7 separate regions of the Homo sapiens genome follow, and all the other regions are linked to region 4. A link is a contact called in ENCODE Hi-C or POLR2A ChIA-PET data. All regions are on one chromosome and are shown on one strand. Each heading gives the region's core, a stretch centred on a gene start or an enhancer-like site at or near the end of the contact. The rest is flanking DNA. Distances are from core to core; before and after follow the strand shown.

Region 1 (3,929 bases), core at 410-2,909, 350 kb before region 4:
CCCACACCCCTGGGTGGCTTGGGCTATGTTGTTGGTGGGCAGAGGGCCACCACCTATCACATTGTTTCCCCAGCTGGATTTTCCTCAGGCCTTCATCTAAGCTTTGCCTAGTGGATATCCTGGTGGCAGGAGAATGTTGACTGAGAGCCTAATTTTCTGTGCTGTTAAAAATTTGTGTCCCTTTTTTGTGTGTTTTTACCATGATGATAAAGGACTGCAAATTCAGCATCACTGTTTTTCTCGTCCTGTAACCTTTTTTGTTCTTCTTCTTCTTTTTTTTTTTTTAAACCACATTTAAAGCAAACTTAGTAAAACAGAGAACACAATGAAGGTATTATACAGCAGTGCTGTAAAGCACGGAATTATAGTAGCATGCTTCACCCACTTACCGCCGATCCAGCCATGAACTATCCTTCCTTACTCTGGGACCTTGAATGTCTGCATTTCTTTTTTTATGCCCCTTATTTCCCATACCTTTTCACAGAGTGGCATAAATAAAAGCAATCAATGACTTCTTTCTGAAGAAATCAAAATGCTTTATGATGATTTCTAAGACCTAAAGGCTTACATAGGATTAAGTGGAAACAGCCCAGACTTTGAAGACTGGAGCCTACTGGAGTAGGGGAACCATGAGAAGAGCAAATGTCCAATTTTGTCTACCAGTGAAGGGTAGCAGACAAAAGATGACAGGACCAGAAGATGATAGACTACTTGGATAGAGGATTGATCATTCTGGGAGCTAGCAATACGGCTACTAATCACAATCCTGAGTCCCCAAAGAAGAAACACAGAGATGGAAGCTCACCTCCTCTGCTCCAGCCACCATCACCTTTGCCTGTTGGGATGCTTCAGGCAGGCTCTCCTAAGACTGGGTCTTGAGCCAGTAAGAGCTTTTGGATCTCAAAACAGAAGGGACTGTTAGAGATAGGAAATGCACATAAAAAGCTGGCATTAGCAGTTGCCTCTACCTTTTCATGTATATCTGTTTTTTTTTCTTTGAATTCTTAACATGTGCGTGTATTACTTTCTCACTTAAAGAGAGAAAAAGATTAATTTGCATACACTATAATGTGTTATTAGGAAATTCAAGAGTACATAGGTAACTTTCCTAATAATTTCCTCCAAAATATCCTTCATTTTGTCTGCAACACAGTAATAGACTAGATGGCCCTTGGGACTGATCCAAGTGTGACATTTCTAAGACGTTCTCCGCTTATAACCACTGCTTCCAGTCTGTGTCTTCTGATTTTCTGAATTCATGTGATAGTAGGTTCAGGAGGAAATAACATTCATTCTGCTTTCCCCACATGATGCCTTTTGTACATTGGATTGCTCCTCTAGTTTAGATCTGTTTTACTAAGCAGCAGTGGTCAAGGGACATGGTGGAGAGAAGTGTACTGAGTTCTAAAGAAGAGTGTAAATGACGTCTCTGTGGCATATTCAGATGCCATCAGGAAGCTTTTGTAAGTGAGGGGAGCATCAGGAGGGAGGTGTGGAAATCAGCAGCACTTTCTGAAAATGGTGTAGCTTGGGAGGCTGTATTCAACTTAGCTTGGATTTTAAATGAATTAAAATGGATGTGCTCAAGTTATGAGCCTTGCCTCATCAGTGCTATAAAAAGCCCTTTAGCCGGGCTGTAATTTGACTCTCCTCTCTAATGTTACGCAATATTCCTATGGTTACAGAGCCCGAATAAGTGGAAGCTAATCATTAGTTTGCTAAATGTGGTTCATGCAACAGTTCACAACTCCCAGACTTGCCAACTGCTGCTTGTTCAGTTTCATGTTCACTCTTCTTGGGTAGAAGTTGGTTTCTTCTTTAGAAAAATGTACAGTAACATTTGTCTCACATCCAGGAACCATGCAGGATGGCAGCTCTCCACGTGTCTTAGGATGGGGAGGGAAAGAGGTCATGCAAAGCAGAGGTTTTTGATACATACTCTTCTGCAGGAAAAAGCCATTCAGGGAGTGCAAGATGGCAAAGACACAAATTAAAGTGGCAGACATTTTGGATACTGGGAAAATCACATTTTGTGAACTTTTCAGAAATTTGCTGTGATAGAACTCTATGGAATTTACTGTTCTGTAGCCCCAGAAATAAAATTATGCTCTTGGGCCAGGCGCGGTGGCTCATGCCTGTAATCCCAGCACTTTAGGAGGCCGAGGCGGGCGGATCTCGAGGTCAGGAGTTCAAGACCAGCCTGGCCAATATGGTGAAACCCCATTTCTACTAAAAATACAAAAATTAGCTGGGCATGGTGGCACATGCCTGTAATCCCAGCTACTTGGGAGGCTGAGGCAGGAGAATCGCTTGAACCCAGGAGGTGGAGGTTGCAGTGAGCCAAGACTGCGCCACTGCACTCCAGCCTGGTGACAGAGTGAGACTCTGTCTGAAAAAAAAAAAGAAAAAAAAATTATGCTCTTTAGGTTTTTCCTTGTTTGTTTCATGTGACAGGAAAGACTTCATTTTATTGCTCAGTGTCACCTGCAAACATCATACAGGTACTGTGCCTTTGAGAGCCACATGTTTCTGAGCTGGGGACCCTTTCCTCTCTCATAACCCAGTATGTGTCAGGGGAACACACGGAGAGCAGTAGATACCAGCTGGATTTGTGCCCCTACCTGGTGATGATAGGCTAAATCCTGAAGCCATTCATGAGTATTTGGCCTCTTTCTATTTGGATGAAAGTGGTTTCTTTCCCAGGAAATAGAAAATGTCTTCTGCCCACCTCTGACTTATTTTTTTTCCAGCTGAAAGGCTGTTGGTCCTGCAGGAGGAACAGCTTTCTTCATTGATGTCCCAGAATTATTCTTGGAGACTCTTCAGAAAGATGCAGTCTGGTGGCTGCCTCCCTTTACCTGGTGCATCATTTAGATCTCTTTGCATTGTAAAAAGACGGAAATCCTGACCTCACCTGGCTTAAGGGGAAAAAGGAATTTACTGGCTCATATGATAAGAAGGAGAGGCAAATACAAGGGTTCAGGATCCACCATTTCTGCTTATCTTGTCTCTGGGTTGTCGGACTTTCAGGCTCTGTGTGGTGGCACCTGGCAGTTACATAACCTCCTAGTGCAAGCCCAGCAAACAGCAAATATCTGTTCGTGAGTCCTGGAGAGTTACTCTGATTGGGCAGGCTTAGGTCTTGGGCCATCCCTCATCCAGGCACTGAGTCCAGAGAGTTGATATACTTTTGGCCAGTCTGTCCTGAATCTCATTCTCCACCCCTGGAAAAAGTAAGAAAAGGGTTGCTCTCCAACTCAAAATGAGGTGCTATGCAGAAAAAAAAAGGACTGGGAGCTGGTGGCAAAGAACTAGTCTTTAGCCAGTATGAGGGAGCTGGATTCTCCCTCCTGTGCACTGAAAAAGACTCTGTGACCCTCCCACCAGTATGTGTATGACCTGGCCTGCCTCACCAGGGACAGGATGGGGATCTGTGAAGCAATTACACTCCCCAACCTCTGCCTCTTCTTCTCACCTCCTTGTGTGCTACTCAGGAAGATTATAAGAATTATCTCTCCTGTTCTTTTATCATACATGCTTGTTTAAAATATACTGATTTGTTTAAAAGTCCATGCAAGAAGAGACAAAAGAAATTGTCAGAGCTGATATGGTGGTTCTCATTGCACATTTGAGCTTAAAGCAATTTTTTTAAAAATACAAAAGTAATGGAATAAAATCATACCACAGTCCACCACTTTAACCCAACCACTAATTTAGAGTATTTCCTTTCAGCCTTGTTCATATAAAAAGTTCATAGAAAAAGTTTCTCATAGACATATCTTGTTTTTTTTTATTTGACATTATATAATGCAGGCATTTTCCATGTTGCTTTACAGTCATCGTTGTCATATAAATCGGCGAGGTAATATTCCATCAGGTAGACATACGGTAATTCACTTAATCATTCTTCTATCGTTGGACATTTAGGT
Region 2 (4,226 bases), core at 152-2,651, 320 kb before region 4:
AGCTATGAGCTAGTTTACATTATTAGGCCACGGATCACTTCCTCTGGAAACTGGTTTACCATGCAGATATGATCCTAAAATTCCGGCTGTATTTCTGCTCAAGCATACATCGCAGTAACCGGCCTAATGATCAGTTTTACTCCTGCCAAATTTATCTTTGTCTCGTTTTCTCCCCCTTTGCTCCACTCAGGCATACCTTGTGAGATGAGAGAGCAAGTCTTATGTCTCTTAATATCTCCAGCATCCATTCTGTTGACCACATCATAAGAGCACAGTAAATATTTTTTGAGTGGAGAAGAATTTCCTGTTTAAGCTTTTTTACTTCTTTTTGTTGTTGTTTGGAGACAGAGTTTCGCTCTTTTTGCCCAGGCTGAAGTGCAGGGACACAATCTTGGCTCAATGCAATCTCCGCCTCCTGGGTTCAAGCGATGCTCCTGCCTCAGCCTTCCAAGTAGCTGTGATTACAGGCACCTGCCACTACACCCGGCTAATTTTTGCATTTTTAGTAGAGATAGGGTTTCACCATGTTGCCCAGGCTGGTCTCAAACTCCTGAACTCAGGTGATCCATCCACCTCTGCCTCCCAAAATGCTGGGATTATAGGCATGAGCCACTGCACCCAGCTGCTTTTTTATTTCTTAACTCCGATTCAATATATCTTTCTCCCATCTTATATCTCAGACTTATCCCTCTAATAAGAAAACCTTGAGATACTTCATTTGCAAAGGTTGAGTTTCAAGTCATTATATTACGTGTCATAAAAATTAAGGCATGATTTTAGAGCAAACAGTGTTCTTCAAGATAAGAGGAGACACTCTTTAGTTCTTTCCACTTTAAAGCATCTGCAGGCTCTCGCCGTCCACGTCATTGACTTTTATATGATGCCACCAGCTCATCCGGATGCATTCAAAGTGTGGTCAAAACTATAATTGAGTGGGAATTTAACAACCTTCAAAAGACTCTGCCTTAATGACCCGACTGTAGGGGACAGATTAATTTTCAGTAAGATTTGGGATCATAACTGTGGTCACAGTATTCCCTGCCATTAAAACTTAATCCTAGTTTAAAAAATTAAAAAATAAGTTTTTCACTATATGCTATTAAAATAGAAAAAAGAGAACAAGAACCAGACAGATTTAGCTGTCTGTGCCCAGCCATGAGCTCTAGATTCTCATCACTCTGTGCTGATTGATTGGCAATGGCTCATAGAAATGAATTTGGAATGCATGGAAAAGCTGCTCACCCTCTTTTTGTTCCCTTGAGCGGAATGCATGGGGTGCTTATGGGAAATCTGGCAGAAGAGCAGGGGAAGGTTTATGGCCTGAGTTTCCACAGATTTGGAGGGAGGCGTGTTTTTAACCAAAAGGGAGCCCTGCCCTTTTTACTGCCCTACTTACAGGGAACTCTGCCCTCTCCAGCGTGGCATACAAAGACATCTTGTGATCTGGACACTGCTTCCTCTCCAGCCTCGCCTGTCTCCACTCCATGCCAAAGGCTCGCTGCTTTGGGAATAACCAGCTGCTTGTAGGGCACACAGTCACACCTCTTTGCCTTTGCTTATGCCAACATCTCCGTTAGAAATACTTTCTCCGCTGGGCGCGGTGGCTCATGCCTATAATCCCCACACTTTGGTGAGGCCGAGGTGGAAAGATCACGTGGTCAGGAGATGGAGACCATCCTGGCCAACGTGGTGAAACTCCGTCTCTACTAAAAATACAAAAATTAGCTGGGCGTGGTGGCGCGTGCCTGTAATCCCAGCTACTCAGGATGCTGAGGCAGGAAAATTGCTTGAACCAGGGAGACGGAGGTTACAGTGAGCCGAGATCGCGCCACTGCACTCCAGCCTGGGCAACAGAGCAAGACTCCATCTCAAAAAAAAAAAAAAAAAAAAAAAGAAACGCTTTCTGCACGGGTAGAGTTTCCTCTCCCTCACCCCATGCGTTGTGCGAATTGTGGTCCCGGCCCCGGAAACTCTTGATTCGCTTGTTTTTCTTCCTCTCTGTTAGAGGACAAGCTTCTTGATGATAGGCCCCAGTGTCTATCACATCATTTGTCCCACTCGGCCTGGCCTGCAGTAGGTGCTTCATAGAACATCCTCTGGTGGCAGATAGTAGGGGAGACATTCACCAGTTAGTCTCATATACATATGTGATGAAAAACAGAGGCAGAGCATAGGGTCTCTAATTTGGGGATAGGGGAGGTGGGTAATGTAAAGAAATTGAGAAATTAGTTGAGAAAAAAGAGGGGGACAAGAGGGAAGAGAGTTCCAGTTAATGGCATGTGTGAAGGCAAGCAGTGTCACAGGAGTACAGAGAGGAAAAGGTCAAGGTACAGATTAGCTTAGGAGAACGCGACAGAGGCAATAATGTAACTGCATATGATGATGAATTTTTAAGCCAGATAATTAGTCTGAGTTTTATAACTAGGCAGGCAACACTGAAAGTCAGAGCTGACTCTATTCATGCTGTCCCTGTCCCAGACTTTGAGGATAGCGGCAGCAGATGCAGAGCGCTCCACAGCATTGGTTCAGTTAAACCAAGTGTTTATCCATCTGGTTGGATTTGAGTGAGTGCCAAAAGTTAGCTGAGGATTCCCAGCCCTGAAGTGGCTGTGGGTACGAGGAAGGAAACAAACCTCCTTAACCGAAAGAATGTCCTGAATTTCAAACTCATTGGAAACCATCTTGGTTGCTCAGATTGTCTTACTTTTTAAAAAATGGTTTCTTATAATATTTAAATAGTTTTAGCTACATTTTCCCTATTATGCAAGGAAAGGTTTGACTTCCTAAGGCTGATAGATTTCCCATTAATAATTTTTTTCACAAAGAAACAAGGCAAAACCCTTGTTTTTATCCTAGTCTTTGACTGTCAGAGCTGGCCTTTCAGGGTTCCTTATGGTATCTGCTAATGGTGGCTTCTATCACCTGTAAAAGAACAGGAGTTGATCAGATCTTGTCATCAGATATGATGATAAGAAAAATGTTGGAAGAATGTTTTTCTCTCCAGAGTATCTGGAAAAAGAATTATTCCAGATGGCTATATTAAGTTGCATATAGCCATTCAAGGAACTAGAAAACTTCCAGTCCCCTCTGGCATTACTAAAATGACACAAACCCATTGTTGATCATTTTTCTAGAATTTTGACTGTGGGGGAAATAAACTTGGGCCTCCATCTTTATTTTTAGAGTCTTATACAAGCAACTTTTGCCAGCACACTTGGTTGGGTTCCTGAAGAGATGAGAAAGTAAGAAGTTGCTTCAACGAGCCATAAATTGGGAAATAAACTTGGGACTCCATCTTTATTTTTAGTGTATCATGTAAGCAAGTTTTGCCAGCATACTTGTTTGGGTCCCTGAATAGATGAGAAAGTAAGAAATGACTTCAAGGAGCCATAAATTCTAATCCTGGGTTCCTTTCACCTTGGACATTCTAGTCTGAAGAGTGAAATGCTCACTGCTCTAGGGTTTATTAGCTGGAGATTGAGCCAGTCTGCCTTGTATTAGTCAAGATGTTTTCTGTCTTTCTTAGCACTTAAGGCTGCTGGTGAGATGCTTTGGCTATAAATTTTCTTGTCCAGCCTAAGTCCACATCTTGAGTCTTCCCTCTCGCTCAGGGGTCTTATTACTACAGAACTAACTTTAGTTGATATGGAGGGGGGCCACTGGACATGACTGGTTCTTCCAGCACTCAGATATCCATGAATGTCTGCAGCCACATTAAAGTTTTGGATCCTCCCCGCCTACCCCCTACCTCCACTGTCTCAAATATTTATTGATATCGCCCATTTGGTGCAGCTCCCGCAATTCAGTCTGCTGAGTTTTACGAGCTTGCTAGATCATGTTCCAAAAAGATTCCCAAGCACTAAAGTGTTTGCCAGGGTCCTTGGCATTGTGACTCATGTGTGTTATCAGGGGCCTCAAATATACTATGCCTTAAGATTTGTGCAGAATTCAGAGTGTAGTCACTACCTCTTTAGAGTCCAGACTTCTCTGCTAATGAGGACCTGCTGAGGCATCAAGACATTAAATATGATTCCTTACATGCATTCAAATTAAGGTGTTGTAAGCCTCCCCTGTTTTCTCACACTGTGGGAAGCCAGAGCTGTTGCCACTTGTGCTATAAGAACTTGGTTCTTTCATTGGAATTAAAGGAATTTGCCCTTCAGCAACTATAAAAGGATGAGTATCTAACTGTTGTGTTTGTTTGGAAAGCAGTTTAGTGCCAGACA
Region 3 (4,084 bases), core at 1,370-3,869, 380 kb before region 4:
ATTCACACTGGGAGGTGGGGAGAAGAGCAGTGATTGAAGAAGGAAATATGAACTCATTGTAGAATATTACAGAAATACAGCAAAATGATTTTGAAACATTCAGTCAAAAATCATTGGTAATATTATTCCCAGAGATACTTCCTTCTTGCCTTTTTTAAATGATGTCTTGTATGTATTTTGTCAATGTCAGTATGAATTTTAATTTAACTGGCATTATGTTGAATATGCTTGTTGTATTCTGCTTTAAAAATTACAGACATTTTCTGATGTCATGAAATGTTTAGAAGTATCACCTGTCATGGTTGTTTAATATTCTGTCATTGGACTATATCTTAATTTGTTGAATCATTTATCATTGTTAGACTAATGCTCTTTCCAGGTTTTTGGTATTACAAATAACATTGGCCTATGTTATTCATAATAGCTTCAAAAGTTATTAATTTCATCAGTTATTGGCCTTGTACATCAGCCTTTGTACGTATCTCAGATCATTCTCTTTGGGTAGATTCCGCCACGTGGATTAGAGAGAGGGTTTGCATGGAGGAGTAATGTGTGGCTGGTGTAGAATAGCATCCTGGGTGTAGAACTTTGGACAGGTGGTGCGCCTCTCTAAGCTTCCATTTCCTCTTCTGTAAAATGGGGATAATAATACCCCTGCTTCATAAACTCATTGTAAGAATGAAAGTTCAGCACATTAGTATCTGCACATTAGTTGGTAAGTGCCTAATTACTCTTGGTTATTACTCTTATCATCTGGCCAGGCCAGTTACTCCCACAACAAAAGGAAAAACCCACTGGAAAGGAAAAGCCAGCTGGATTGGTAACACTGCTCTTGAAGGGAGGAAGACAACCTGCTACTGTTTCTCAGTCTTGGTGCTTTATGAGTGTTCATTCATTTAATCCTCGTTACTGTATTTCTCAAAGTGGGGTGTGCACACCACTGGTGGTACACTAGGTCATTTGAGAGAGTATATTTTAAATTACCATCTAGACTTCTGTATTTATTTTGATGTGTATTGTGGGGGAACATAAGTTCTCTGAAATCCCCTGATTTTATTTTGTTTTATTTCATTTATTTTTTTGAGACCCCTGTCACCCAGGCTGGAGTGCAGTGGTGTGATCACGGCTCACTGCAACCTCCGCCTCCTGGGCTCAGGTGATTCTCCTGCCTCAACCTCCCTAGTAGCTGGGATTACAGGTGCCTGCTACCACACCTGGCTAATTTTTTTTATTTTTAGTAGAGATGGGGTTTCACCATGTTGGCCAGGCTGGTCTCGGACTCCTGACCTCAGGTGATCCGCCTGCCTCGGCCTCCCAAAGTGTTGGGATTACAGGCATGAGCCACTGCGCCTGGCCAATCCCCTGATTTTACAAATGTTATTGCTTAGCACAGGGGTCCACTTTTTTTAGTAAAGGGCCAGATAGTAAATATTTTTATTTTTATAGGAGTATTCAACTCCGCTATGGTAGTGTGAAAGCAGTCACAGACAATATGGAAATGAGCAGGTGTGGGTGTTTTCCAGTAAAACTTTGTTTTACAAAACAGGCAATGGTGAATTTGGCCCAGGGACTGTAGTTTATTAACCCTTGGCTTAACACAAGGCTAAGTTTTTAAAATTAGTCTAAATGGGATGGCATGAGGTTTTGAGAGGGAGCATGAAAGTGTCACACGATGGGCTGCCATTTGTACAAATGCTGTTCACAGCAACTGAGTTTCCAAAGGAGCTCACAGGCTTAAAGAGGTCAAGGGAGCACAGTTGAGAAGTAGTGAAGCTCATACTCAAACCCTAGCCTGCCTCATTGCCAGGGTCATTTTTTTCCTGCAACACTTCATATGCTTGAAATCTTTGATCCATTCTGCCATCCTGTTCATATGTGGTCCACCCATGGGGGCTGGAAGGAATTTCATCATCAGACTCCAACATCTAACCCCTCTAGTTCTTTGTGGCTGAGGGGCCATCCCATATTCCTTCTTAGTGCACCACCTCATTAGAGCCCTCAGTGGTTCCTCAAACACCTGTGCACAGTGCTGGGTGCACAAGGGTCACGCATTTCACTGACTGGCTTCCCCAGGGTCAGACCCTTAGTGTGGCCCACCACTCTCCCACAGGGATTTGGCAACACAACATAATGCTTTATATGTTGTTTCTGTACATCCACTCATCCTTCTTTAGGCCGTCATTCAGAGCAAACTCCCTGATGGCGTTTTATTCAGGTTTGCCTTGTTTTATGAGGACAAGATTGAGGACCAGGAGAGGAGATGGGGAGGGACATCATTACCATTGCTCTGTTTCCTATTGTTGTGCCTCTGACTGTACATTTCCTTCATCTCTGTTCCTCAGCCTCCCTTGATCTGTAAAACAGAAAAGGAGATTTAGGCTTGAAAACTGTAGGGAAAGCCTTGATGGGATCGCCTGGGCCACTATTTTTAAAAGACATCTAAAGCCTTCAGCCATTACCAAAAATCCACCGTCTCATGAAAGCAGCAGAGGGCAGAAAAGAGGATTTGTTTTTCTTTTGCTTCTAGTCACCTTTGGCCTTTTGCTGTTAGAACACCCACAGTTGAGAGGCAGGAGGAGGCAGCCACCGGTAACCAGGATCCTTTTGGGATCAGAACCATCCAGAGGCTGCCAGGCCTCTGCTGGTCGGTGGCTTATAAATAGAACATTTCCCCTTTTAAACCTGAGAAGGGTGGAAGGCATTAATGGGCACAGTGGCCTGGCCGCCTATGCACTGGCCCACGAGGCAGTCAGCTGAGTGCAGCATCCCCTCCAGCTTTCTCTCCAGGCCTGCCAGGTCTGAGCTGATAGAGGACAGACACTCTGCCTCCCTCCCTTGCCTGCGTTCCTTCCTGCCCTCCTCCCCACACCCTTTTTCTTTCCCCTTTCTCCTCTCTCCTGTGCATGCAGTTTCCGTGGCCACCACTTTCATCTTCTGAGCCGCAGTCAGGCGAGGTGGTATAATTCTAGCTCTCCCTAGGTGCTGACTTTCTACACCTCACTTTTCATTATGAGTTGCCTGTGCAACACAGTTGCTGTGGTGCATTGAGCTTGAATTACATTTAGTTGAGCTGTAATACCCCAGCTCTAGAATAGCCCTGGCTCGGAGGGCAGGGGGCTGGAGAGAGAAGAAGGGGCAGGAACAGCTTGTTTTTGCAGATATTTTATTATTTGAGTTCCCAGCTATTTTGTTTGATGAGACCCTGGCCCCCAAAGCTATGACTGGTGGTGGTACTCCTTGGACTTGCATGGATAATCAGAAGCCTTTCTGCTTGTCCTAAAAGACACTTGACAAATCTACCCTCTCTCTCAGCTAGCTTTAGACTGGCAGATGCAGCCAGTGTATGCCTCTGCCATGGCCTAATATTCCCCTTTCCCTCAGTGATGTGGGCTCTGTACTGACAGCAGGCTGCAGCCTGAGCAGGTGTGAGCCACCCGTTGCCATCCCAGTTTGGGCTTCAGCCAAGAGACAGTGAGCAGGTCCCTGGCTACATCTTTAACCCCTAAAGCCCAGTGCAAGGGGTTATTGAGACAGAGACTAAAATATTTCCCCCACTGCCACCGAGTACAGGCTTCCAGTTATTGTGGTTAATGTTTATTGAGTACATACTGGGGAGTGGGCAACATGTTCACTGCTTGATATACGTTATGTCATTTGATCCTCCTAAGAACCCTATGAGCTAGATACTATTATTGACCCCATTTACAGATGTGAAAACTGAGACTTCATTCTGAGGGCAAACTTGGTCACTCCCTGCACTGATCAGAGTTGTCAGAGCCTGCAGCTCACAATCGGCATGTAAGATTGAGCAGAGGGTAGAGTAGTGCTTAGAAGTGTTAGCTCTGGAGTATTCCACACGTGGTTTGAAATCCCAGCCTCAAGAATTACTGAGTGTGTGATTTTGAGAAATTAATTTCTCCAAGCCTCAGTTTCTTTGTCTGAAGGTGGGAATAGTTTTAATAATTAAATCTTTGGTTTTTTTGGAAGAATAAATGAGATTAGGATGGACATCCTTTGCTCAATGGTGCCTGGTATTATCGGCAATGATTAAATGTTGCGCTTTATTCTTATTACCAATAATGTC
Region 4 (3,688 bases), core at 427-2,926:
AAAAGGTAACTTTTCCTATGCGATGACGTTAGGCAGCATAAATGTCACTGGCCCTCACTGAAAAGTGAATATGAAGGTAGAGAGAGGGGTGTGGACTTGCCACTACAAATCTTGAGGGTAAACTGCTTATCTCCCCACCTCTCTGCCCCGTTTATCTGAGGCGATAACGATCTCTAAACACGAGGTATCGAATGGAGCCCAATGAATTTCCATGCCGCTTTTTTGACAGCTGCCTTCAAACCCGAAACCAAAACAATATTTCCTAAAACGAAAACGCTCCCTCAAGCGACATTATCCCCCAGTTTAAGTTGCAAATAACCCAGCCACATTAATTGGCCCTAATGAACCATGCCAGAGGGTCTTAAGTGGTATTACAAGGTTGCAATTATCAAGTCTGCAACCCCAAACGTCAAACTAGCACTTGTAAAAATCGCAGCACAAAACCATTACGGTTACAGGGGGTCTTTTTCTAAAAGGGGCCACTTAGAAACCTCAGGCGCGAATTAACAACAAACGCTAAAGAGCAAGCCCTTGCGGGGCGGGGGTGGAGAAGAGAAAAAAGTGCGAGGTTAAAAGAGAAGTACGTCCAGACCTGTTGAGTTCTCTCTCCGACACGCCCACTTCTAACAGATAACGCCGGCCCCGGCCGCAGTCTCCAAGTTGCGGGCTGTCAGCCCCCCGCGTGTGCACCCTCACGCGCCCCGCACGCCCTCCTCAAGCCAGGCGCCGCCGGGGCCTCCCCGGAGCCCGGGCTCGCGCTCGGGCGCGCCGGGGTGGCGTGCAAATATTCGGGCGAGTAAAATTCAGACGCGGCTTAGCGTTCACCACGAAAACGGGTGTCGGGCGACCCCCTTGGAGGGAAAGGGGACACTAGGGGGAGAAAAGAGGCCAGGATTCCCGCGAGGAATGAGAGGCTCGAAGCCCCCGGCAGTTCGACAGGGCTCCGCTCGCCGTCCGAGGTCAGGTTCCTCCCCCTCGGCCCGGCCAGGGGACGCCTGCGGAGGGAGAGGAAGAGGCCAGCGCTGTCACCCGCGCGCTGCCCTTTCGTCACCGTCGCCCGGCCCTTGCCAGCCCCCCACCCCCACTCCCCGAGGCTAATAAAAGTTTGTAGGCTCCCGCGGCGGCCCCCGAGTTGTCTCCGGTCCCAGCGGCACCTCGGGGGAGCGAGCGCGCCCCGGCCCCCTCCCGCCTCGCTTCTTACCTCTGGCAGAGGAGCCGCTCGCCCGCCACCGTCCGCAGTTCCCGCCGCAGCCGAGATAAACAACTTAGCTTGTGAACGCAGAAGGAGCAGGAGGGAAATATATTTTTTTTTTCTAAAAAAAGGAAGTAAACAGCCGCCCCTTTCTCCATGGGTGGGGGGAGAGCCCCTATTTAAGAAAGTCTCCCATTGCCCAGCTGACAAGCCAGCCCTCCGCCCCGCGCCGGGCTCCGCGGGTCGAGGTTCCGGGCGCGCGTGCCCCGTCCCGGTCCCAGCTGCTTCGGCCGCTCCGGCTGCGGCGTCTCCTTCCACCCACAGAATCCGTCCCCGACGGGCAGGCGGTGACTCGGGCTCCCGTCACAGACACGAGCTCGCAAAATGGAGGAGGCGGCGGCGGAGGGAAGAGAGCGCGGACACGCGAAAGGGCAGCCCGGCCTGGGCGAGCGAGCGGGACCGAGCGGGGAGCGGGTGGAGGCGGCGCCACGGCGCGCACACACTCGCACACACGCGCTCCCACTCCACCCCCGGCCGCTCCCCGCCCGAGGGGCCGCGCGGCGGCCGCGGGGAACGATGCAACCTGTTGGTGACGCTTGGCAACTGCAGGGGCGCCCGCGGTCCCTGCCCCCACGCCCTCCGCGCGGGCCCCGCCACCCCGGCCCCGACGGCGCCTGCACGCCCGCGTCCCCTGGCGTGGCCGCCCCGCCCGGTGCGCCGCGCTTCGCCCCCCGCCCCCAACTCCCCAGGAAAAAGGGTGGCGGCGGCAGCGGCGGGGGCCGACCTGGTCTCTCTGGGGCGGCGTTAAGAGGGCCACCGAGTTTCTCCAGTTTCTTTTCTCGCTACCTCCTTCCCGCCCCCGCCCAGCTCCGCGGCTCCAGACCCACTCGGGAGCTCGCTCTGCCCCTTGGCGGCAAGCGCCGCCAGTGCCCCTGCGGGTGACAGCGGGCGGGCCACAAGAGCCGGGGCGCCTCCCGCGGCTGAGCTGCGTGAGTGGCCCGCGCCGCCGCCGCCGGGCCGAGTTGCGTGAAGTGTGTCACTTCGAAAGGGGCTACGGGGTTGCACGGAAACGGTGCCGCAGCGTCTCGGCCGCGCTCGGGGCCGGGCGGCCTGACACGCCCTCTGGGGAGGCTTCAGGGAAGGGACGGGATAGCGGGGGTCGGCGCATACGTACTTTGGGCCCGGGGGGAGTCGCGTGCCGGCAGGTCCCCCACCACCGCATCATCTGGGCGGCCGGGTCTTCAGCTGCCGCCGCCGCGCTCTCGCACTGGGAGAGAAGTTGCAAAGCAGAACCCACCCTCCCCCGCGCCCCGACCGTCCCCCACCCTCTTCCCCGAGTCTGCGAGGCGGCGGCGGCGGCAGAAGGAGGCGCCGCCTGCCAAGTTCAACCCCCACCCCTCCCGCCCAATGTGCTCACACTCGAAGGAAGTTGCACGCCAAATGCAAAACCTCCAGCGAGCTGGATTTCTTTGCACTTTTTTTTTATTATTATGATTAAGGAAAGCAGGGGGCGGCAGGCTTAAAAGCAAGTTGCAGGCGAAATAGTAAGTTGCTGGCGAAATATAGCCCCCCTTCCGAAACTCCTGACCTCTTCTTCCACCCCGGCCAGGGCCCGCGTCCAAGTTCCCGGTGCAGGCCCCACCCCCGAATCTTGACATTTGCTGCCCTCGACTCTGTGCGTTGCTCACCCTATCACGTTCATAGGACCCCTGCCCCTACAAATAAAACAAAATACAGGCAGCTTTAAAATGCCAGCGTTCAACTCCCTACAGATGTTCCTGTTAGGAGCTTCCCCCTCAGTCCAAGGGGAAGGGAACTCGTGGTCCGTCCTGAGAAAGGAGAGGGCCGTGGGGCGAGGGGTGCCCGTGCGGGAAGCCCCCGCCCCAGCTCCCTTCCCCAGCTCGCCGCGTCGGGAAGGCTTGGACGATGCCGGGACCGAGCCTCCTACCTTGTGCGGCACAGATTATGATTTTTGTGACTCTGGGAAAGGTTGTGCTGTGTGGGTTTAGGGTTTGGGGAGGTAACTTTTGCGCCCCCACAGGTGACATCGCTTGCCAGCTCCTGACACGGGCGGGGGCTGCCGCAGCTCCACCTAATCCTGCTCGGGCGCTCGGCCACAGCCACTCTCTCACCTCCCGCCGCGCTCAGACTGACGGCGGCTCCCCCTGCTCTGACATCTTGAAGACGATTGGGGAAGCGCGTCCCGGAAGCCGCCCGCCGCCATCTTGGTAGGGTACAGTGTCGCCAGCCCGTCCCCGCGGCCACCATCTTGGCAAAGGTTCGCGATCGCGGGTAGCCTAAGCCGTCCTTCCTTGGTTCTCAAGGGTAAACGGTTCCCTGTGCATTGTCTGATGTGAAAGGAAAGAAGTAGGCTTTCAGCAAGCCTCTTGTCCGGAGACGATCTACGGGGGCCGCCTCCAGAGGATTCTGGAGCCGCCATCTTGGCAAAGGAAGAGATACTCGCCACCTCGGAAAAGAAGAGGGAACCAACCGTAT
Region 5 (4,031 bases), core at 977-3,476, 390 kb after region 4:
TCTCCTGACCTCGTGATCCGCCCGTCTTGGCCTCCCAAAGTGCTGGGATTACAGGCGTGAGTCACCACGCCCGGCCCCAACGTTGATTGATTTTTAACTTTTTAGTTTGATGACAGGTCTCACCAAATAACACCAAGACTGTATGCCTTTATTTAAATGACGTATATCAGCTTTTGTTGCCACTGTTGCTGTCACAGACATGGCAAATAAACCAGCTGTGACCCCTAAGAGACTGTCTTCTCTAATTGATGAAAACAAAAATTGCTGTTTTGGCTTGATCTGAAGGCTGGGTATATAGAGAAAACATAAATTTATTTCTAGCCTTGATATAAACTCATCTGTTTGCCATTTGCCTGGTACAATTGAAAGTACCATTCTCACAGCCAGCCTGCCTGTAATGATTTCTAATACTTGCTGCTCCCAATGTTGTCAGAACTGTGTCCGCAACATAATATGCAAACACTAACTTTTGCAGATGTCAATAATTATGCAGGTTTATCAGTCTAGAAGGTCAGCATATATTATAGAGCAGACAGTTTAGGCTGATTAGAAACCTCAAACACTGATAACAACTTGAACATCTCTTATTGTTTAAAACAAACGAAAAGCCCAGGAGCTCTTTCCTGTGATTTATTCCTTGAGGATGCTGTGAGAAAGATGATTGCATCAGATTGTCCAGAATCACAGGTTGATGGCATCAAGCTCTTGCTATTTGCACTTGTATTCTTCATCAGGAGGCACAAAGAAACACAAAGCCTGTGTGGCAAGGCAGGGAAGGCAGAGAAAAGAAAGAGGCTGCCTCTGAGGTCCAAGAACTATTAGTAAGGCCAAGGTGGGGAGGGCTGTGGAAGCAGAGAATCTGGGTTTGAATCCAGGGCCTATCACTCATTGGCTGTAGGATCCAAGATAGATTATCTAATCCCTCCCAGGCTTAATTTTCTGTCTGTAAAATAAGAAAAATAACATTTTCCTTCTAGGTTGTTGTGAGGATTAAATAGCATAATAAATACATAGCCCTTTTAAATTAAAAATTGCTATTGAAATACCAGGTATTAATTATATTCATAGATGCTCTGCCATCCCCATTTTTAATAGATTTTGGAAAAATAGTAGGAATGTCTGGGCATCAAAAGCCCTGTGTTCTTTTGAAGCATCCTGAATGTTGGGAAGACAATAAATATGTAGTGGGAAAAATTCAGGCACGAACAACCTGGGTTTGAATTCTGCCTCCACGCTTCCTACGTGACACTGGGCATGTTCCCAGACTTCTCTGTACCTTTTTCCTCATCAATAAAATAGGAATCCTAACAGTAGTTCCTTTAAGGGCCATTGCAAAACTAAATGAGATAAAAGAGTTATTCTTTATAATTAGCAGGATTATCTATGGAATGAAATTGCTGACTAAAAGGCTACTTAGCAATTTCATTCTATAGATAACAGGTGATGGATTCCAATTCCGTAGATCAGGAACAGTACATGGAAACCTTCATTTTCAGAAGTTCTAAGTAACTCTGAGATATAGCCTTGGTTGAGACCTGTTGTTGCCATAAAGCAAAATGTAACCATGATTTCTTGTTGTTTATGGAACAGGTCCATAAAGATCCTACACACTGCTAAGAGATTTTTCTTCTTGACCTTCTCAAGTCTCAGTTTCTGTGTCATTACATGGACATAATAAGGTCAAACCTCGCAGAGTTCCTATAAAGAACAGTGTTTATGAGTATAAACTCTGGAGTAAGACGATATGACATGGAAGGAACTCTTATCATACCAGGCGAAGGGCAGAAATCAGTAAGGTTTGTTTCCCTTTCTTCCCCTGACATGCGTTCATATGTCTGGTCTAGTGGGTGAGGGAGCCTAGCCCCCTGCCCACCTTCCATATCCCCATCTCCGCATGGTTTCATTGTTCCTTCCCTACCACATGTGCCATGACTCTTAGGAAACAACAAAAAATATTTGATTTATTTTTAGAAAACTGCTTCTGAAAAAAGCCAATGTTAGTGCCAGTGAAGAAAAGGAAGAGAAAGTGAAAGGGGTATGAAAAAGCATTCTTAGCCAGAGAAAACTAGTTTAGGTCAGAGTCACTAAGGATCTGAAATCATCTGAATGTTATGGAGGAAACTGTGTGTTCACAAGTACAGATATTCCCATAGGATTTGGGATAATTTCTAGTAAAATCTAAGGGCTATCTATATTATGGAAATCTATGTTGGGCCCCTCACTCCCCATGGCCATATCAAGCTTACAACTAATTGCGCCTGCCAGCCACAATCACCCAATCTGTGTTACCACCAGACAGAAACTCACTTATTGCCTTCGTGAAGAAGTGGGTTATTCTTTGTCGTCTGCCATCTGTGTGGTCTTTGCAGTCTCCCGTATGCTGAACACAAGAATGAAAGCCTGGCTCACTGCCCTTTTTCAGCAGGGATAACACAACCATGTGCTTACTGAGTGTGTAATTGAACAATCGGCTCAGACCCCCTTTTCTTTGGAACCTCAGGCAGAGATTAAATTTTCACTCTGCAGTCAACCTCATGTCTCTTCCCTTGAGGACTGGGTGGCAGATTTTCCTCCCCCGCTGTGAATTGTGCTGGGTCCATTATTAAATTTTTTGCTGGTGAATGAGGAAATCCAGGAGACATGAGGTGATTTCAAAAGCACATATTCCTTGTTTTTTTTTTTTTTTTTTTTTTTGTAAGGCCTTTGGGGAAAGAACACAACTAGATTATTTTAGGACTTTATTTTATGAAAAGAGAATTAGTGGTCTCTGGAAAATTATATGTATTTGAAAAAAATTCAAGTTATAGTAATTCAAGTAATTAGGAAGTTAGTTTTGACAACACTGAAAATACCAGCTGAGCCCCTAAGGACCCAGGGTTCATCACAGGGGGTGAGAGGAAGAGGAATAGCAATTTAGGCACAAGATACGTGGAGCAACTTGTCCCTGTAAGATATGGCTGCTGTGTGTCCTATCTCGCAGGAGCAGAAGCAGATTTTCTGCAAGGTTGTTGTGATTCACTTGCAACTCCCTCTGCCCCTTACAACACAGCAGTACAAACCGTGTTGCTTTGTTGAGGATTTTAAGATTGAGCTCAGGGTGGCAGTTTCTTATGACTATGCTCAAGGCACTGAGTGAATCACTTTACATCCAAAATTCACTTAAGCCTCCTAATATCTTCACAGGAGGGCACTATTGTTACCCAATTCTACAGCAGGAAAAATGGAACTTAGGAATGTGAAGAAACATGCTCTCTGTGGATAGCTTGGGAGCAGTGGAGCTGGAATTCAAATCAGGTCTGATAGATGTTAGAGTCTGTGCTCTTTAGTGTTATGCTGTGAGGCCTCGGCTAAGGACCATTCTCCTTCTGCTTACCAGGAAGCTTCAGCCTGAGCACTCCCTCCCACTGGAAGTAAATAAAATTTAGAGTTAAAATTTCAGATAACTCTCCTCCTTCTCTTCTGTACCACCCTACAATTGTCTTTATTTCCACAAGATCCATGTTTATTTAGATCCCTAATATTCTTTTTGGGGCTTTACCTTACCTAGTTTATCACTTCACCAGATATACTCATCCATCTGTCCGTCTGTCCATCTGTCCGTCCATCCACCCATCCATCCACCCGCCCACCCATCTATCCATTCATCTGTCCACCCATCTACTTTTTTATTTCTTCAACATCCCTTGATGAATATATATTGACTAGCCAGGCATGGTAGCTCACACCCGTAATCCGAGCAACTTGGGAGGCTAAAGCAGGAAGTTTGCTTGAGGCCAGGAGTTTGAGACCAGTCTGGGCAACACAGTGAGACTCCAACTCTAAATATATATATACCTACCACCCAGTAGACTACAGGCACTGAGTTAAGTGCTCAGAATATGATAAATGGTGAACAAAATAGTCATGATTTGTGACCTCGCTGAGTTTATAGCCTAGCAGAGGAGACAGAAATCAACCAAATAGTCACCCATAACTACAAATTGTGACAAGTACCTTAAAGAAGTGGAAGAAGTTGCGAGTGCACCTAATAG
Region 6 (3,868 bases), core at 56-2,555, 430 kb before region 4:
TCCCTGAGATTACTTAATAAAGGATTTTATAGGATAAAAGTAGCTCCAGTCTTTGTGTCCTGGGTTGCCTGGAGAGTATTAAGAAAACATAATAAAATTGGTTGAGGTGTACCATACATGTATTTATCTTACATGAATTCAACTATAAGCATTCTGCAAATAACAAGAATATAATGTGGCCTCTGAACACCAGTAACTGCTTTGTCTGGTGCTCAGCTGAATAAACCACCGTATGGAGGAAAAACTCTCCGTGGAACTTAGTGACAGGCAGTACAGTACAGTTTAAACAAAGCAAAGTATATTATGCCATATGCCCGGCTTAAGGGCTTTTCACGAGAAATTCTCACTCTATCTGGATTTTGCCTTAAATGTTAGCTGTAGAACCTAACACCCAAGTAAAGATATGGTATCATCATATTCTATTTCACTTCATTGGAAGCTCTTTCCCATGAAGGATTCTGCAGATTTTTAATACATGGTGATGCTTCCATAAAGTACTCCTTTAAAGCATTTGAAATAATCTGTTTGAAATAGGAGTATGAAACCATTTAGAAAGCACCTCTCTAAAGGAAATTAAGTTTATGAAGTGAATAAGTGAACTAATGTCATGCTAGCAGCCTGTGTAGAGGATCTACTGCTTCTGAGGGACAGGGGTTATCGGCTAAAGGAAGGACAGATCTCTTGATCCCTATTTGGCCCTTTTGCTAACCCTGAAAGTAGCCCAAGAGCAAGGCCTCTGAAATGCTAGGACATTTGACCCAATCATTATTACTACATTTTTGTATAGTCTCAATGGAGTCTTTAACATCCATACATAATAGATGTATCCATCCAATATAAATTCAATGAATAAAAGCGCACCTAAGTAAGACTGTGTATTGAAAAATGCAACGTTCATAAGATATCCTGTTGGGAAAAGATATTTTTTTACATGCCAAAAATACAAATTGAGACTTTACTAAACTAGATTGGAAAGACAGTTCTGTAGAGACATCTGGTTCCCTGTAGGTGGAATTTCAACTCTTAAAAGCGAGCATATCAACTTAAATAGTATGTGAACTAGAGAATTTAGATTTTGAACCTGCTGGTTCAAACTTTTCTGTGTTTGCCATCATCCTCAGGTAGGTTCTCCTCATCGTGTCAAAGATAGGCCCTTGGAGACCAGGAGAAGCTCCTGGTCTGTACCCTACCCATTTGCACGCAAGAGTACACCTCTGTGGTAATAGTTCCAGCAAAAGTCCCAGGGCAGGCTCTTTCATTGGCCTGGGCCAGGTTCTGTATTCATCCCTAAAGTGGTCACTGTGACTGAGGCCACTCCTGAGTCATATGCTAGCCCTGGGGTTAGCTCCGCCCAACCACACAGACAGAGCTGAGGGAAGGAGTACACTAAAGGAAAATTGAGAAGTTTTAGTTAGAAAGTGGGGATGGATTCTGGGCTGGCAGAAAGAACAGATGTTCCTCATAATGAGCAATTGCAAGGGCTCATACAAGACAAGTTTCAGAGGGGCTATTGATGGTGTGGGTAAAGAAAATTATATAAAAGTAACACCTCAACCCGCGGTTCTTCCTTGAGATTATGGTTCCTTTTATTTCACAATTTGTGGCATTGCTGGGCCAATAAAGAGAACTTCAAACAGATATTCCACATTCTTTTATTGGCACACAGAGGGCCATCAATTAACCTTATTAAAAAAAAAACAACAGTGGAAGAATCCTGTTTTGAAATCTTGATTTGCTTTAAAAGCACGTAGATGGTTGTTGACAGATTTTTGTTGGTCCTGGGGCTGCCACAGGTCAGCCAGGTGTTTTTTTCCCCCTGCTGGATACGGATCTTTGGACATTTGCCTCCAGTCTTTGCGTTGAACTCAGCAGTTTCCTGGGTGAGGAGGCAACCTTTGTGTGCTCAGCTTCTTCCAAAGCAGCTGTCTCTAGAAGTTGCTAGCCATCTCCTGGTTAAGAAAGAAGATGGAAGGTGGTAGGGAGAGGAAGCAAAAACATTTCACACTGCCTCCCCAAAGACAGATCTGTTATCCTGCCTTGACCACAAAAATTCACGGAGGAAGTCAGTGAGTCAGAGATGCGCCAGGGTGTAAGTTGTCAGCACAGTTCAGCGAGCTCTGGTATCTTGTGTTTCTCTGTTCGTACCACTACTGCTTTCCTTCCTGGCTACATTCACCAGCATGAAGAAACTGGAGCAGCACCTTGAGAGGTTTCATCAGCCCATGGCTGGGATGGTTGACAGATCACTTGCAAAGCCATGGGAAAAGGACCTGGTTCCTCTTGACTCCTCTGACTTATTTTCAGTGATCCGACATCTTGAAAATATTTTCCATTTCACTCCTAGGTTCTTGTAGGCCTTCCCACAATGAGCACATTCAGTCTTAAAAATTTTTTTTCTGCTTTAATTGGCGTGGGGTCGGATCGCTTCTCCTTGGGTCTTAACTGTATTCAGAGGGGCTTAGGGTTTGCCCAAGGCCTCAAAGGCCATGAGTGGTAGGTCATGGTCAAAGCATGTCCTCTTTCCTCAATAGCAGTGTTGGCCTAAATTCATTCTCCACTTCTTCGACTCTCTTTCTCTTGGGTGATGAGGAGGTATGAGATAATGTGTGAGAAATCCTTGGCCATCTTTGGAGTGAGGGGCTCTGTCTATGTACCTGTGTCCCCATCCAGAAAATACATAGCCAGGGTTGGCTGGTGCTGCTCTCATCATTGACATAACCAATCTGAAACTGGAAACCGAAGCACCAGTATAGAATGGTGGCCAAGAGGGTGGTCTGGTTTCAGACAACCTGGGTTGAATTTAGGTCCCATCCCTGACTACTTAGAATAATTTTATGCCCCAGATTCTTACCTGTTAAATGGGGATGATTTTAACACTGACTTCATAGAGTTCTCAGTGCATTTGAATGAGATAATCCATTGAAATCAATTGGCATGATACTTTCCACCTCTTGAACACCCTATAAATGTTATTATTATCTTAATCCTGGAGCTTTATGTCAAGAAAGGAGTTTGCCTTTTTTTTTTTTTTTTTTGTAAAAATTGAAAATTTTCAAGATAAAAAATTGGGGGAAAATATAAAGAAGCATAATGGATGATATAATGGCCAGTCATGTCTCACCAGTCAGCTTCATCAAATCTTGACACTTTACCACATTTATTTTTGAAAAAGGAATTAAAGCATTGCTGATTCATATCCTCTGATAAAGCAATGCTAGGGTAAAGGAAAAAGGAGGCGAAACTGTTTAAAACAAAAGTGACTTAAGACACCTAATGAAATGCAATGTGTGGACTTGGGTTGGGACTTGATTTAACCAAAGCAATTATACAAAGACCTTTTTGAGGCCATTATGGAAATCTCAATGTGGGCTGCCTATCAGATGATATCAAGGAATTATTAATTTTGCTAGGTTTGATAATACCATGGTGAAGATGAAAAAAACGTTATTAGCTTAAAGAAGATAGGAATTTGTAGGAGAGAAGTTTGTCTTTTTAATGTTTCTACTTTCTGCCTCCTTAATAAATAACAGTGTTACCTTGGCAGTTTCATCTGGGCGTTGTTTCTCTCCTCTCTATATCATCCCCCAAGTCTACTGAATTTTGAGGTCCCAGCTGGTGTCAGAGTTTTGCTCTGCAATTGCTTTTTTCTGGCTCAGTCTGTGTGTCCAGTTGGAGTGAGTCTGCTCAGAAAGTGGATTCTTCCACCTTGGGAACCCTGTGCATCCAGAGACTATGGGACATATTCCTTTTGACTCAATGTTTCACTTGGGATCTGGCAAACATAGACGTATCTCTTGAGGGCTAGGAGTGCCACTGATGGGGCCACATTATCAATCCCTGCAGAAGAAAACAGCAGGAACAGGCTGAT
Region 7 (3,769 bases), core at 148-2,647, 480 kb before region 4:
GAAATGGAGTTTTCCTTCCTCAGAGGGTGTTATATGACTCTGACTTCCATGACTTGAGTTGGGAGACGATACCATAGTTTCTGAATTGCTTTTTGGCTGTTCTGTAAAATAAGTTAGTGGAGAAGTTCTTGGAGTCTTAGAATTCATGTAGTTTGAACTTGTCATGGAGTTTTTTTTTTTCTTTTAATTAAATGAGAGCATGCCTGTTTGCTGTTTGATTCTGGTTTAACAAAGAATGGGGTATGGTGGTTAATGGACTTGATTGGGAGGGTGATTGAGGCAACCCTATTTTTACTCTTTAGTCTGCCTGGTGAAATATGGAGTTTTATTGGTTGAATATACCAGTTTATTTACCAATTTCTAAATATAAAATGAGTTTGTCTTTTTAAAATCAAAACCAAAAATGAGCTATTATGTAATTCTGGATAGAAGAAACAGTTCAACCAGTACATTCCACTTATGTACATTTCTGTTGATTGTGAGATAGAATAGTAAAAATGAAAAAAAAATACATGAAACAGAAGCTATATTTTCATAGTTTGTTATCAATAGTAGTAACAGGTATTTGCATTCTCCTTGAGTCTCACTCATCCCATCAGTGAATAATGCCTTGTCCTTGTGCAGTGTGTTAACATTTGCTTGCTTCTATGTCCCTGATACCTAGCATGATGACTGGCACATAATAGGAACTCAGTCAATATCTGTTGCATTTAAGAGCCATGCAATTTAATATGCCAAAGATGTCTTTGGGCTTCCCGATGTTTTACGACTTCAGTCTCTCATAAAAATGTAAGAACTTATCTGATGTGGTTGGTGATACCTACTTTTTAGACTATTATTATTGCTATGATCCTAATTATTTTAGGAACATTCCTCTAAAAATACTAAGGTTGCAGGCTTTAATAGGTTATGATTCATTCATTTATTAGGATCAGATCCTTTTTTTTTTTTTTTTTTTTTTGATACGGAGTCCTGCTCTGTCGCCCAGGCTGGAGTGCAGTGGCGCAATCTCCGCTCACTGCAAGCTCCGCCCCCCGGGTTCGTGCCGTTCTCCTGCCTCAGCCTCCCAAGTAGCTGGGACTACAGGCGCCTGCCACCGCACCTGGCTAATTTTTTTGTATTTTTAGTAGAGACGGGGTTTCACCGTGTTAGCCAGGATGGTCTCGATCTCCTGACCTCGCGATCCACCCGCCTCGGCATCCCAAAGTGCTGAGAGGATCAGATCCTTTCTAAATAATTGATTAGAAGCTACTTCCAAAACCTTCTTAGAGGGTTGACCCTTGCTTCCTCCCTCCCTCCTCTTTCCAACTCTCCTTCCCTCCCTCCCTCCTTCCTTCCTTTCTTCTTCTCCTTAAGATGCTGGTCTTTCTGGATCCCAGGACATGTATGCTACATGCACAGGGGGGCAGTACAACATTGTCATTAAAGCATGGGCTTTGCTTTAGATTCAGGCACACCTGGGTTCAAGTGCAGGCTTTGGCACTTACTAGTGGTGTGACATTATGCAAGTAATTTATGTGAGTCTCAGTCTTTTCACTTTTAAAAGAAGAAATAATGGTAGTGTCTACTTCATACAGTTATTGTGAAGAATGAATGATAATACAAGTAAAGTCCTTAGCACAGTGGTTAGCACATAATAAACACTCAGTAAATCTACCTGTGGTTTGGGGGCTGCCAGTTGCAGCATCTTCTGGTTTCTTACTTCCTCTGTCTCTCACCTGTACCACACCCAGATTATCATGGCATATTATTAATTCTTTCCATGCACAAAGGTCTTGCAGAAGGACCTCAATGGTTTATTACATCAGAGCACGCATAGTAGTGCAGATTCATATGTTCTGTCTCCAAATAGTAGATTACCATTGCCTTCCAGTGATGGCACTGTGTCCTTGAGTATTGGAAGAAAAAGGGAAGTAGCCCAAGTTCCTCCTTTGTGGATGACCTGGAGATACTCTCCTGAGTTTGACTGTAAGGTGAATCAAGAATATAGACAGGCATCCTTCATTGTTGGTCTTAATGCATGAGATGGATGACTTTATAACATGTAATGATGACCTAGGGTGAAGCTCAGATAGATTCAGAGGAAGACACAGACAACAGAAGTTGCAAACTGGTGGTCCACAGACATGCTTGGTTTGGCTTGAATAGTGTTTGAGGCAACAGTTTAAAACTGAAAAAAATCTTTAACTGCTGATCATGCCTTCCCGCATGCCAGCTACCGGTTGAGCTGAATGACAGATATTTCCTTTAGGTGGGGTGTGTGCTCTCTGTTCTGCCGCAGTCCCCACCATGCCCTGTTGCCCACCTCCCCCATGAAGACGAGTGACAGCTTTTTTGCTTTGCACTTGCACTGTTGTTTTTCCCACAGAGGGGAGATAATTCTTTGTTCTTTGTTTCTATCTGAAAGTAAAACTGCAAAAGAAAAAACCAAGAGCAACATAAGACCAAGTCTATTTTCCTTGGATTAAAGAATTTCTTATCCAGTTTCCCTAATTTTTCTTACTTACCGAGTCTCCGTAGACATTTGGGTCTGTAATCTCATAAACAGACATGGAAAAGGTGTCATTCTCCAAGATTATTCTATGTGGCTTTGGCCATATCTTTGTGTAAATGAAGCTCTTCTGAACCCGAACCATTGCATTGTCCAGGAACTGTTAGGAATTCATTTTCCCAGTAGCACTTTAGAAACAAAGGACCACTTCCCTTCCCTGGCACTTGCAAAACTCTTCTTGCAAGTGGATGGCAGCTGATGCTCCATTCCTTATCATTCCCCTTTGTCTCCTAAATAAGCATAAGGGGCAGGTTTCAGACACAGGCTTTGAGATTGTGTGTTCCTGTGGGTGCCTCAGCTCTTCTACTTTGAATTTGACCCTTAAATATACAGTAGTGTGGATGGAAGCTGGGGAATGAACTCTTGCCAACAGAAGATTTATAGTCTTATGAATGAGTAAATTCTAGATCTTTGGAGGTTGATTTAGAAAGAACGGTACTGTTAAATTCTGAGTGTTTTTGTTTCAGTGGGGTGGAGTTAGTAATAGCTTTTCCTTGTCCAATAGGAAGTGGGTAAATTGCCAAACCACTGAGATCACTATTGTTGACTCAGATTCAGGAATAAGATTAGCGTAGGAAAGCTGTCGAGTAACCCTGGAATTGGGGCTGGTTGTGATTCTGTTTGCTCTTGGCTGGTGAGGAGGCTATGAGTTGGTATAGCCAGTGGTCCCAGGATCCTGAATGTGTTGCTAAACCATATACTGCTTTCCATGGGCTGTTTTTAGGGGCCAGGGTTGGAGGAGATATGGTGTTGGGTAGCAACTTGCCCTGTAATAGATGGAGAGCTGTTTTCTCCATGGCTCCTGCAGTGTGAGAGGTGAGGTGCCAGCTTAGAGAAAATTCCAGATCCTCGTTCATGATTCTTAAGCAGATCCAGATTCTTAAGCAGATCCAGATTCTTAAGCAGATATAGCACTAAGGACATATTCAGAGTGAAAAGGAAGTGCTGTATTTTAAGTGGATTCTTAGGGTTGAGCTCTACAGAGGATTTTTAAGTCATTTGCTCCTTCTCTCATCTGGCGGGTGGAGGGAGCTCCTTGGCAGATTTTTTAGAATTTGCCAAAGACCCCTTCTCTGTTCTTATTAGTTATCAGATGTTAATTTTAAAAGGGAGTGGTAGGCCACTTTGTTGCGTTACTCAGGAGGAGAAAGGAAATGGCCATTATGTCAGTGCAGGTGTGTCCCTTCAGCCCTCAGCCCTGTGTGCTTTGTGGTAGAG

The links. A loop is a pair of places that touch in the nucleus more often than their neighbours do. ChIA-PET counts read pairs that join two places held with the same protein, here RNA polymerase II (POLR2A). Pooled maps may share reads with other maps.
Region 1: a loop to region 4 is called in a map with no recorded cell type, with 8 times the contacts of the local background. The contact joins the enhancer-like site here to the promoter of NR3C1 in region 4. A Hi-C loop is called at or near these places in 13 of 168 maps with a recorded cell type or tissue (GM12878, IMR-90, Right ventricle myocardium inferior and 9 more), 34 of 37 single-sample maps with no recorded cell type and 27 of 50 pooled maps. POLR2A ChIA-PET finds 5 or more read pairs at or near these places in 11 of 52 experiments (AG04449, BJ, GM12878 and 7 more).
Region 2: POLR2A ChIA-PET joins it to region 4 with 10 read pairs in A673. The contact joins the enhancer-like site here to the promoter of NR3C1 in region 4. A Hi-C loop is called at or near these places in 6 of 37 single-sample maps with no recorded cell type and 5 of 50 pooled maps. POLR2A ChIA-PET finds 5 or more read pairs at or near these places in 5 of 52 experiments (A673, MCF 10A, PC-9 and 2 more).
Region 3: a loop to region 4 is called in a map of psoas muscle, with 7 times the contacts of the local background. The contact joins the enhancer-like site here to the promoter of NR3C1 in region 4. A Hi-C loop is called at or near these places in 45 of 168 maps with a recorded cell type or tissue (A673, CD4-positive, alpha-beta memory T cell, GM11168 and 31 more), 36 of 37 single-sample maps with no recorded cell type and 33 of 50 pooled maps. POLR2A ChIA-PET finds 5 or more read pairs at or near these places in 20 of 52 experiments (AG04450, BJ, CD4-positive, alpha-beta T cell and 15 more).
Region 5: a loop to region 4 is called in a map with no recorded cell type, with 4 times the contacts of the local background. The contact joins the enhancer-like site here to the promoter of NR3C1 in region 4. A Hi-C loop is called at or near these places in 3 of 37 single-sample maps with no recorded cell type and 2 of 50 pooled maps. POLR2A ChIA-PET finds 5 or more read pairs at or near these places in 2 of 52 experiments (OCI-LY7 and activated B cell).
Region 6: a pooled map shows a loop between it and region 4 (4-fold over the local background). The contact joins the enhancer-like site here to the promoter of NR3C1 in region 4. A Hi-C loop is called at or near these places in 1 of 168 maps with a recorded cell type or tissue (PC-9) and 9 of 50 pooled maps. POLR2A ChIA-PET finds 5 or more read pairs at or near these places in 7 of 52 experiments (CD4-positive, alpha-beta memory T cell, MCF 10A, PC-9 and 4 more).
Region 7: a map of CD8-positive, alpha-beta T cell shows a loop between it and region 4 (5-fold over the local background). The contact joins the enhancer-like site here to the promoter of NR3C1 in region 4. A Hi-C loop is called at or near these places in 65 of 168 maps with a recorded cell type or tissue (A673, B cell, CD4-positive, alpha-beta T cell and 41 more), 37 of 37 single-sample maps with no recorded cell type and 46 of 50 pooled maps. POLR2A ChIA-PET finds 5 or more read pairs at or near these places in 7 of 52 experiments (A549, CD4-positive, alpha-beta T cell, CD4-positive, alpha-beta memory T cell and 4 more).

What each region holds. Positions count from the first base shown.
Region 1 is chr5:143,050,077-143,054,005 of GRCh38, forward strand. The region is part of intron 14 of ARHGAP26 (Rho GTPase activating protein 26); the gene reads left to right. LOC124901097 (a long non-coding RNA gene) reads right to left here. Exons shown (of 2, transcript XR_007058979.1): 2 at 3,777-3,929. Among named protein-coding and RNA genes, the nearest start is that of ARHGAP26-IT1, 140 kb to the right of the region's middle. Within about 2 kb of position 1,660, at least 9 of the 41 ENCODE cell types and tissues checked have a DNase peak (open chromatin) inside an H3K27ac peak, as active enhancers do; they include ascending aorta and gastrocnemius medialis, where a contact is called at or near this core.
Region 2 is chr5:143,083,175-143,087,400 of GRCh38, forward strand. The region is part of intron 17 of ARHGAP26 (Rho GTPase activating protein 26); the gene reads left to right. Among named protein-coding and RNA genes, the nearest start is that of ARHGAP26-IT1, 110 kb to the right of the region's middle. Within about 2 kb of position 1,402, at least 3 of the 41 ENCODE cell types and tissues checked have a DNase peak (open chromatin) inside an H3K27ac peak, as active enhancers do.
Region 3 is chr5:143,021,017-143,025,100 of GRCh38, forward strand. All of the region lies in intron 12 of ARHGAP26 (Rho GTPase activating protein 26), which reads left to right. Among named protein-coding and RNA genes, the nearest start is that of ARHGAP26-AS1, 150 kb to the left of the region's middle. RefSeq lists an enhancer at 890-979. Within about 2 kb of position 2,620, at least 8 of the 41 ENCODE cell types and tissues checked have a DNase peak (open chromatin) inside an H3K27ac peak, as active enhancers do; they include GM12878, gastrocnemius medialis, heart right ventricle and 1 more, where a contact is called at or near this core.
Region 4 is chr5:143,402,010-143,405,697 of GRCh38, forward strand. NR3C1 (nuclear receptor subfamily 3 group C member 1) reads right to left here and starts at 1,677. Exons shown (of 9, transcript NM_000176.3): 1 at 1,202-1,677. LOC128966704 reads right to left here. Exons shown (of 2, transcript XM_054328421.1): 1 at 3,325-3,688; 2 at 2,657-2,907. The coding sequence starts at 3,632. The coding sequence ends at 2,877. RefSeq lists silencers at 673-772, 983-1,062, 1,303-2,572 and enhancers at 2,578-3,345, 2,623-2,692, 2,733-2,872, 3,273-3,512, 3,346-3,688.
Region 5 is chr5:143,790,210-143,794,240 of GRCh38, forward strand. No RefSeq gene overlaps it. Among named protein-coding and RNA genes, the nearest start is that of HMHB1, 20 kb to the right of the region's middle. RefSeq lists enhancers at 2,178-2,277, 2,398-2,477. Within about 2 kb of position 2,227, at least 3 of the 41 ENCODE cell types and tissues checked have a DNase peak (open chromatin) inside an H3K27ac peak, as active enhancers do.
Region 6 is chr5:142,975,731-142,979,598 of GRCh38, forward strand. All of the region lies in intron 11 of ARHGAP26 (Rho GTPase activating protein 26), which reads left to right. LOC107986457 (a long non-coding RNA gene) reads left to right here. Exons shown (of 2, transcript XR_001742909.3): 2 at 1-3,053. Among named protein-coding and RNA genes, the nearest start is that of ARHGAP26-AS1, 110 kb to the left of the region's middle. Within about 2 kb of position 1,306, at least 10 of the 41 ENCODE cell types and tissues checked have a DNase peak (open chromatin) inside an H3K27ac peak, as active enhancers do.
Region 7 is chr5:142,922,919-142,926,687 of GRCh38, forward strand. The region is part of intron 10 of ARHGAP26 (Rho GTPase activating protein 26); the gene reads left to right. Among named protein-coding and RNA genes, the nearest start is that of ARHGAP26-AS1, 56 kb to the left of the region's middle. Within about 2 kb of position 1,398, at least 3 of the 41 ENCODE cell types and tissues checked have a DNase peak (open chromatin) inside an H3K27ac peak, as active enhancers do; they include CD8-positive, alpha-beta T cell and natural killer cell, where a contact is called at or near this core.